Regions from separate parts of the Homo sapiens genome. Here regions 1 and 2 are each linked to region 3. The links are chromatin loops, found by intact Hi-C in ENCODE. Cell type or tissue: gastrocnemius medialis. All regions are shown on one strand. Region 1 overlaps AGMAT (agmatinase (putative)). Region 2 overlaps LOC124903854 (a long non-coding RNA gene). Region 3 holds the start of SLC25A34 (solute carrier family 25 member 34).

The links. A loop is a pair of places that touch in the nucleus more often than their neighbours do. Peaks named below come from ENCODE experiments on the same cell type or tissue, not always from the same donor. Only the 100,000 strongest peaks of a DNase experiment are listed, where the experiment ranks them.
Region 1: a loop joins it to region 3, with 3 times the contacts of the local background. A loop is called at or near these places in 3 of 110 quality-filtered maps.
Region 2: it touches region 3 in a loop (4-fold over the local background); 72 of 110 quality-filtered maps call a loop at or near these places.

The regions. Positions count from the first base shown.
Region 1 is chr1:15,579,016-15,581,515 of GRCh38, forward strand. It overlaps AGMAT (agmatinase (putative)), which reads right to left. Exons shown (of 7, transcript NM_024758.5): 3 at 1,079-1,127; 4 at 1-39. Among named protein-coding and RNA genes, the nearest start is that of AGMAT, 4.8 kb to the right of the region's middle. In gastrocnemius medialis, no CTCF peak of the experiment used is centred here; a DNase peak (open chromatin) is centred at 956; H3K4me3 peaks cover 299 bases; H3K27ac peaks cover 2,500 bases.
Region 2 is chr1:15,596,121-15,598,620 of GRCh38, forward strand. The region is part of intron 1 of LOC124903854 (a long non-coding RNA gene); the gene reads right to left. Among named protein-coding and RNA genes, the nearest start is that of AGMAT, 12 kb to the left of the region's middle. In gastrocnemius medialis, no CTCF peak of the experiment used is centred here; a DNase peak (open chromatin) is centred at 951; H3K4me3 peaks cover 497 bases; H3K27ac peaks cover 2,351 bases.
Region 3 is chr1:15,735,230-15,737,729 of GRCh38, forward strand. SLC25A34 (solute carrier family 25 member 34) reads left to right here and starts at 1,029. Exons shown (of 5, transcript NM_207348.3): 1 at 1,029-1,634. The coding sequence starts at 1,257. RefSeq lists enhancers at 1-128, 129-895. In gastrocnemius medialis, no CTCF peak of the experiment used is centred here; DNase peaks (open chromatin) are centred at 262 and 972; H3K4me3 peaks cover 773 bases; H3K27ac peaks cover 2,500 bases.

The DNA of each region.
Region 1 (2,500 bases), 160 kb before region 3:
GTGTGCGCATCCACGTGCAGCAGCCCCACTGGGCCATGCCTGATGACAACAGGGCAGCTCAGAGGCCAACCCTCCCTGTGGGGCCCTAGCACAGCCACCCTTCGGGCCACCAAAACTTGGTGACAATTCACAGCCAAAAAGGGGAGACCTGGCATCCGTTTTCTGCCTTGCAACTGGTTCCTGTCTTCTTGAGATCACTTTGCATCTCAGAGGAACAATAAACTCACAGAAGTCAGGCAGGAAATAGACATGTTTTGGCTGCCACCCACACCTATCACCCAGAATTTGCTTCACTTAGAGACAGGATGAGAATCAAGGGTGGTGGCACAGGGGAGCTTGGCTGAAGGCTTAACTAAACCAAGACACACCCTTTCTCCAACCGAGGAAGAGGAAGCTTTAATCCAGCTCTCTCCATAACCTCCATCAACCCCTGCCAGCCACCCAAAATAAACATCTGATCCAAATCCGTGAGGAATAAATGCAGCTTTGAGCAAAGACCTGCACCCTCCCACCTCCAACCAGAATGCCACCCACATGTGCTTCCACAGACACATTCTGGAGCTGCCACCCTCCACCCGGGTCCTTCTGTCTCTTTCTCAAACTAAATTAGCCAAAGTCGGCCAATCCTGGGTAGACTTCCACTACTGGCAAATCAGTCTTTTGATTGAGAAAGGTGCCCTTTCAGGAGGAAACAAGGGCCTCTCAGCAAGGTCCACCATTGTGCCTGTCAGTGTTTGTTTTTGGCCATTGAAGCAAAACAGAAACTGAAGTTAACTGAGGTTGTGTATTTCACTAGAGGCTCATCTTCCAAAAACAGAAGCAAGTTGAAAATGCTGAGCACACATACCAGGAGAGATCTAGGGCAAGGGAGGGTGGCCAGAACTGTTAATAATAAATTGTCTTGGCTTCTAGCTGCTGACTGACAGAGACACCTGGAGCTCAACCTTAATTTTGATCCCCAGAAGCAGCTCATAACCTGAGCCAGCAGCAGTCACCTAATGCCACCAAACAGCAAATAACTCATTCCCTAGCTTCTGGCTTTTGAAATCTTGCTGGGCCCAAGCCATTTGAGACTTACTTTTTTGCCATCGCTTGCAATATGGGATATGTGATTGTGTGATCTCCACCTGCAAAGAGGAAGAAGAAAACATCTGGAAAGTGAATTGGAGGATTACATAGAATAATCTTTTTTTTTTTTTTTTTTTTTTGAGATGTAGTTTTGCTCTGTTGTCCAGGCTGGAGTTCAATGGCACAATCTCGGCTCACTGCAACCTCTGCCTCCCAGGTTCAAGCGATTCTCCTGCCTCAGCCTCCCGAGTAGCTGGGATTACAGGTGTGTACCACCATACCTGGCTAATTTTGTATTTTTAGTAGAGACGGAGTTTCACCATGTTGGTCAGACTGGTCTCAAACTCCTGACCTCAAGTGATCCACTCGCCTTGGCCTCCCAAAGTGCTAGGATTACAGGCATGAGCCACCATGCCCAGCTGAATAATCTTAACTCAATTTTCACCCTTTCAGCCTGGGGGGAGTTATAACCACAGCTACAGTAAGATCTTATAGAATGGCAGGATGCTGAATGAGCCTGGGAGGTCAAGGCTGCAGTAAGCTGTGATCGTGCCACTGCACTCCAACCTGGGCGACAGAGTAAGACACTATCTCAAAAAAATGAATAGCTTGCTGGGCACGGTGGCTCATGCCTGTAATCCCAGCAGTTTGGGAGGCCAAGGCGGGCAGGTCACCTGATGTTGGGAGTTCAAGACCAGCCTGACCAACATGGAGAAACCCCGTCTCTACTGAAAATACAAAATTAGCCGGGCATGGTAGCGCATGCCTGTAATCCCGGCTACTCTGGAGGCTGAGGCAGGAGAATCACTTGAACCCAGGAAGCGGAGGTTGCGGTGAGCCAAGATCGCGCCACTGCACTCCAGCCTAGGCAACAAGGGTGAAACTCCATCTCAAAAAATAAAATAAAATAAATAAATAAATAGCTTGAGCCTAGAAGTTTGAGACCAGCCTGGGCAACACAGCAAGACCACGTCTCTAAAAAATAAAAATAAAAATAGACCAGGCGCAGTGGCTCACACCTTGGGAGGCCAAGACAAGCAGATCGCCTGAGCCCAGGAATTCAAGGTCCACCTGGGTAATACATTAAGACCCCGTCTTTGCAAAAAATACAAAAATTAGCTGGGCATGGTGACAAACGCCTGTAGACCCAGCTACTCGGGAGGCTGGAGTGGAAGGATCACCTGAGCCCAGGGAGGGCAAGGTTGCAGCGAGCCATGTCGGCACCACTGCACTCCAGCCTGGGTGACAGAGTGAGACCGTGTCTCAAAAATAAATAAATAAAAGAGGAAATTAGACAAGTTAAGAGCTACTCTAGGAATTGCCTTTTCACAGTATTCTAGGAAAATGCCTAGAATAGCTCTGTTCAATAGAACCTTCTATGATGATGACAATGTTCTATCTGCACTGGCCCATATGGTAGCCACTATCCACA
Region 2 (2,500 bases), 140 kb before region 3:
CTTAAAACCAAGGTTCTAAAGTGCACAAAGGTCAAGGACATGTAGAAAAATGCTGTTTAGACAAATCCAAATATAAGCCAACTTGTGCTAGGCAATTAAACCCAGAAAAACATTATTAAGCACTTTTGGAAGGTAAGAATTAATGCTTGAAGTGCAGATATAGACATCTCATACAAATAAAGCATGTATGATACATTTCCTATAGTATAACATAAATGGTTTGATAAAGTATTTGTTCTCTTCTTTTTTTTTTAGAGACTGGGTCTCTAAAAAAAAAAAAAAAAAAAGCTCAATGATCAATCATTTCGTTACTCATGCTTATGTAATGAAACCTTCATCAAATCTTGATAGAATGGGGTTCAAGGAGCTTCCAGGTTGGTGAACATACGGAGCTGCGGGGAGGGTGGCGTGCCTGAGGAGGGCATGGAAGCTCCAGATCCCTTCCCATGTTCCTTGCCCTATGCAGCTCTTCCACTGGCTGTTCCTGTTATATTCTTTCATAATAAATGGCAATCTGGTTAGTAGACCGTTCTGAGTTCTGTGAGCTGTCCTAGCAGATGATCAAACCCAGAGAGGAGGGAATGGTGGGAACTTCTAATTTATAGCGAGTCTGCAAGAAGTACAGGTGACAACCTGGGACTGGCACCCAGTGTCTGAAGTGGGGGCAGTCTTAAGGGACTAAGCCTGTAACCTGGGGAATCTGATGCTATTTCCAGGTAGATAGTGTCAGGATTGAGATAAATCATAGGACACTGCTAAAGTTTGGATGTTTATTCCCTACAAATCTCATGCTGAGCGTTTATCCCCTAATGGCAGGGTGTGGGTCATGCGGGTAGATCCCTCATGAATAACCAATGCCTTGTTGCGGGGAAGGGGTCAGTGAGTTCTCACTCTTTTCCCTCCCACAAGAGCTGATTGCTAAAAATAGCCTGGCGCCTCCCCTGTCTCTCTCTCTCTTGCTGCGAGATCTCTGCACACACTGGCTCCATTTCACCATTTGCCATGAGTGGAAGCAGCCTGAAGCTTTCACCAGCTTCTCCATCTTCCAGCCAGCAGAATTGTTAGCCAAGTTAACTTCATTTTGTTGTTGTTTGTTCGTTTTTTGTTTGTTTGGTTTTTTTTTGGGATGGAGTCTCACTCTGTCCCCAGGCTGGAGTGCAGAGGCACGATCTCAGCTCACTGCAACCTCTGCCTCCGGGTTCAGGCAATTCTCCTGCCTCAGCCTCCCGAGTAGCTGGGATTACAGGTGCCCACCACCACACCCAGCTAATATTTTTGTATTTTTAGTAGAGATGGGGTTTCACCATATTGGCCAGGCTGGTCTCAAACTCCTGATGTCAGGTGATCCACCTGCCTTAGCCTCCCAAAGTGCTGGGACCATAGGCATGAGCCACCGCGCCAAGCCCTTAACTTCATTTTTTGATAAATTACCCAGCCTCAGGCATTCCATTATAGCAAGAGACTGACAGACACCCTCCTAAGGTCTGCAGAGAATTGTAGAATTTTTTGGTGTGAACCCCCACGCCCCACCACCACCACATTAGGAGCCAGTGGAGAAGGAAATGGAATCTTCCCTTTCGATCAAATAAGCCCCTTTTCTCTTGGAATTGCCCTTTGATTTTTCTCAGTGTTAGTCTTTCTTTTAAAATCTTTAATATTTTCCTGATTACACCTAATACATATGTATTGTACAAAGTATAAGTTGACCATAGTCTGCTCCTACTCCTGCTCAAGGTTGTTTGTTTGTTTTGTTTTGTTTTGTTTTGTTTGAGATGGAGTCTTGCTGTGTTGCCCTGCCTGGAGGGCAGTGGTGCAATCTTGGCTCACTGCAACCCTCCGCCTCCTGGATTCAAGCAATTCTTCTGCCTCAGCCTTCTGAGTAATTGGGATTACAGGTGCCCACCACCACAGCCAGCTAATTTTTGTATTTTTAGTAGAGAAGGGGTTTTGCCATGTTGGCCAGGCTGGTCTCGAACTCCTGGCCTCAAGTGATCTGCCCACCTCAGCATCCAAAAGTGCTGGGAAAAAAGTGTGGGGATTACAGGCACCTGGCCTCAAGGTTGTACTTTAATTCATATGAGACTTTGGAAAAAGTACAGGTTTCTCCTGTACAAATTGTTGGCAATGTGTCCTTTTTTCACCTTAAAATGCCTGGAAATCTTTCAGATAAGCTTTTTAAAAAAGCTTTTTTTTAGGTGTAATTTACATACCACAAAATTCACCCATTTTTAAGTGTACAAGTTAATGATTTTTCGTCCCCTTGTGCAACCATCACAACTCAGTTTTAGAACATTTCTATCACCCCCAAAAGTTCCTTCATGCCTATCAAAGCTTTTTAAAGGGTGCGTTTTTGTGGATAATTACAATCATGAGTAACAAGTCCCAGAAATGTCCATTTTGCCTGGCTTCCTTTTGCTGCCGGCAGGCAAAAAGAAAATTGCAAAAGCCCATCAACAAATGTTGGAAGAAAACACCATAAGCTGATCAACAGCTGTCTGCT
Region 3 (2,500 bases):
TCAAGCCACTCAGCATTGCTGCCTCAAGGGCCTGGGAGGGAAGGGGTGGGCCCTGGGAGGTGGGTGTGGGACTCCAACTTGGGTGGTTCTGCCTCTAGTTTGGACTGGGCCTTGGGTGACTGAGGGTGGCCTGGCAGGAGAGAGCTGTCTGGGGGCAGAGGCCAAGGTGGGCATGTTGGTACCGGCCCCAGCCTGAGCAGACACACCTGACAGCTGGCCCAGGTGGCGTTCTCTTCTCAGCGGGCACAAAGGGCATCCCAGGGCAGGCCTGGCAGCAAGTCCTTACCAGCCAAGGTCACTCCTCAAGTCCTACTCACCCAGGTGCCCTGAAGTCCTGGGAGCAGCGAGGGGGGCATAGGAGCCAGAGGCAGTGGGGGTGGGGGCGAGCAGGCGATGCGGGTGCCTTTATCGGGTGCAGCACTGACCTAGGCACACTCTTCTCATCGCCAGTCCTCCACAGAACCTTCTGGAGTGGATGTCAGTATCTCCATTTTACAAATGAGAGAAACTGAAGCTCTGAGAGGAAGTGACTTGCCCAGGGGTCACACATGAGAGCCACACCTGGGATTCCAATCAGCTCCCCAGGGCTCCAGAGCCCTTCTCTACTTCTGACCCTGCTGAGCATGGGCCTATAGACGGTGGGAGCCAGACTGAAGACTTGAGTCCTGGAAAGGGGAAGTCAGTCACCAGGGGCATATCAGGGGCAGGGTGGGGCAGGGGCGGAGTTGGCCGTGTACCCCATGCCAGGGACCTCCCAGTCACTTGCCCCCTGCCTAGGGCTCTGCCAAAGCTGGACAGGCTAAGCCAGAGGCAAGGCAGGGGTGCCAGCCCTTTGCCCAGGGCCAGAGGGAGGCCAGGAGGAGGTGCCTGGGCTGGTTGGCACCTTCTCCCTATCCACGCTCTCCCTCCAGTCCCAAGTGACCTTTCCCCCAGATCCCAGGGTCCAGGCCCGCCCTCGGCTGGCAGGTGTGGGCACAGAGGCAGCTGGGATTGGTCGCAGCTGGCGGAGGCGCGTCCCAGGCTCCGGCAGACCGCTGGAACAGCTGAGCAGAGCAGGTGGACTGCTGAGATAGACCAGGGACACCAGGCAGCCACAGGCCTGTCAGACCAGGACCCTTACCCTCTAGACATGGCCTCGGTCCCCTGCAAACCCCAGCCCCGTAGCCCTGCGAGGTTACAGACAGCCTAAACGCCACCACCACAGGGCCTGTGCCGTGCCCCTGACCCGGGCACAGAAGGCCACTGGCCCGGAGGCCATGGAGACGGTGCCCCCAGCAGTGGACCTGGTGCTGGGTGCTTCTGCCTGCTGCCTGGCCTGTGTCTTCACCAACCCCCTGGAGGTGGTGAAGACGCGGCTGCAGCTGCAGGGGGAGCTGCAGGCCCGGGGCACCTACCCACGGCCCTACCATGGCTTCATAGCCTCTGTCGCTGCTGTGGCCCGAGCAGACGGGCTGTGGGGCCTGCAGAAGGGGCTGGCTGCCGGCCTTCTGTACCAAGGCCTCATGAATGGCGTTCGTTTCTACTGCTACAGCCTGGCGTGCCAGGCTGGCCTCACGCAGCAACCAGGTGGCACCGTGGTTGCGGGAGCCGTGGCGGGGGCACTGGGAGCCTTCGTGGGGAGCCCTGCTTACCTGGTGAGTGGCTTGTCTCCATCGTCCACCCTCCACCATCCCATGACCCAGCTCCCACAGGGGCCCTGCAGCCTCCAAAGGCAGGGCTCAGTGGACCTGGGTGGGGTGGGGCAGCCGGGGTGGGGCTGCTCCCTGGAACATCCTAGCCCAAGCCTGGAATCTGCCCCTTGGCCCAGGGCCTTGCTCTGATCCATGCTCCCCTGCGGTCCCTGCCCCACTGGTCCTGAGCCAGGGGAGGGGGCAGAGGGTGTCAGATGTGCTGGCTCAAATCCTGGCTTGGTTACTTCTCTTCCCGCATGGCCTCATGTACGATAAGAATAAAAGCTACCCTTGAGGGCCTCCGCCTCGTGTGCACTCTGCAGGGGGGCCTCAGGGCCACCCAAAACAAATAAAAAATTAAAAAATGTTTTGAAGAAAGCTACCCTTGGCTGGGTGCAGTGGCTCACGCCTGTAATCCCAGCACTTTGGGAGGCCGAGGCGGGCAGATCACCTGAGGTCAGGAGTTTGAGACCAGCATGGTCAACATGGTGAAACCCTGTCTCTGCTAAAAAGTACAAAAATTAGCTGGGCGTGGTGATGCATGCCTGTAATCCCAGCTACCGGGGAGGCTGAGGCAGGAGAATCACTTGAGCCCAGTTGGCAGAGCTTGCAGTGAGCCAAGATCATGGCACTGTACTTCAGCCTGGGCAACACAGCAAGACTCTGCCTCAAAAAAAAAAAAAGGAAAGAAAGAAAAAAAAAGCTCCCCTTGAGCAAAGGCTCGCCTTGCCCTTGGCTGGTGCTGGAGGATCATTGTCTCACTTAATCCTCAGAACAGCTTTCCAACCGTGACAGAATTGAGGCCCAGAAAAGGTTAAGTAACTTGCTCC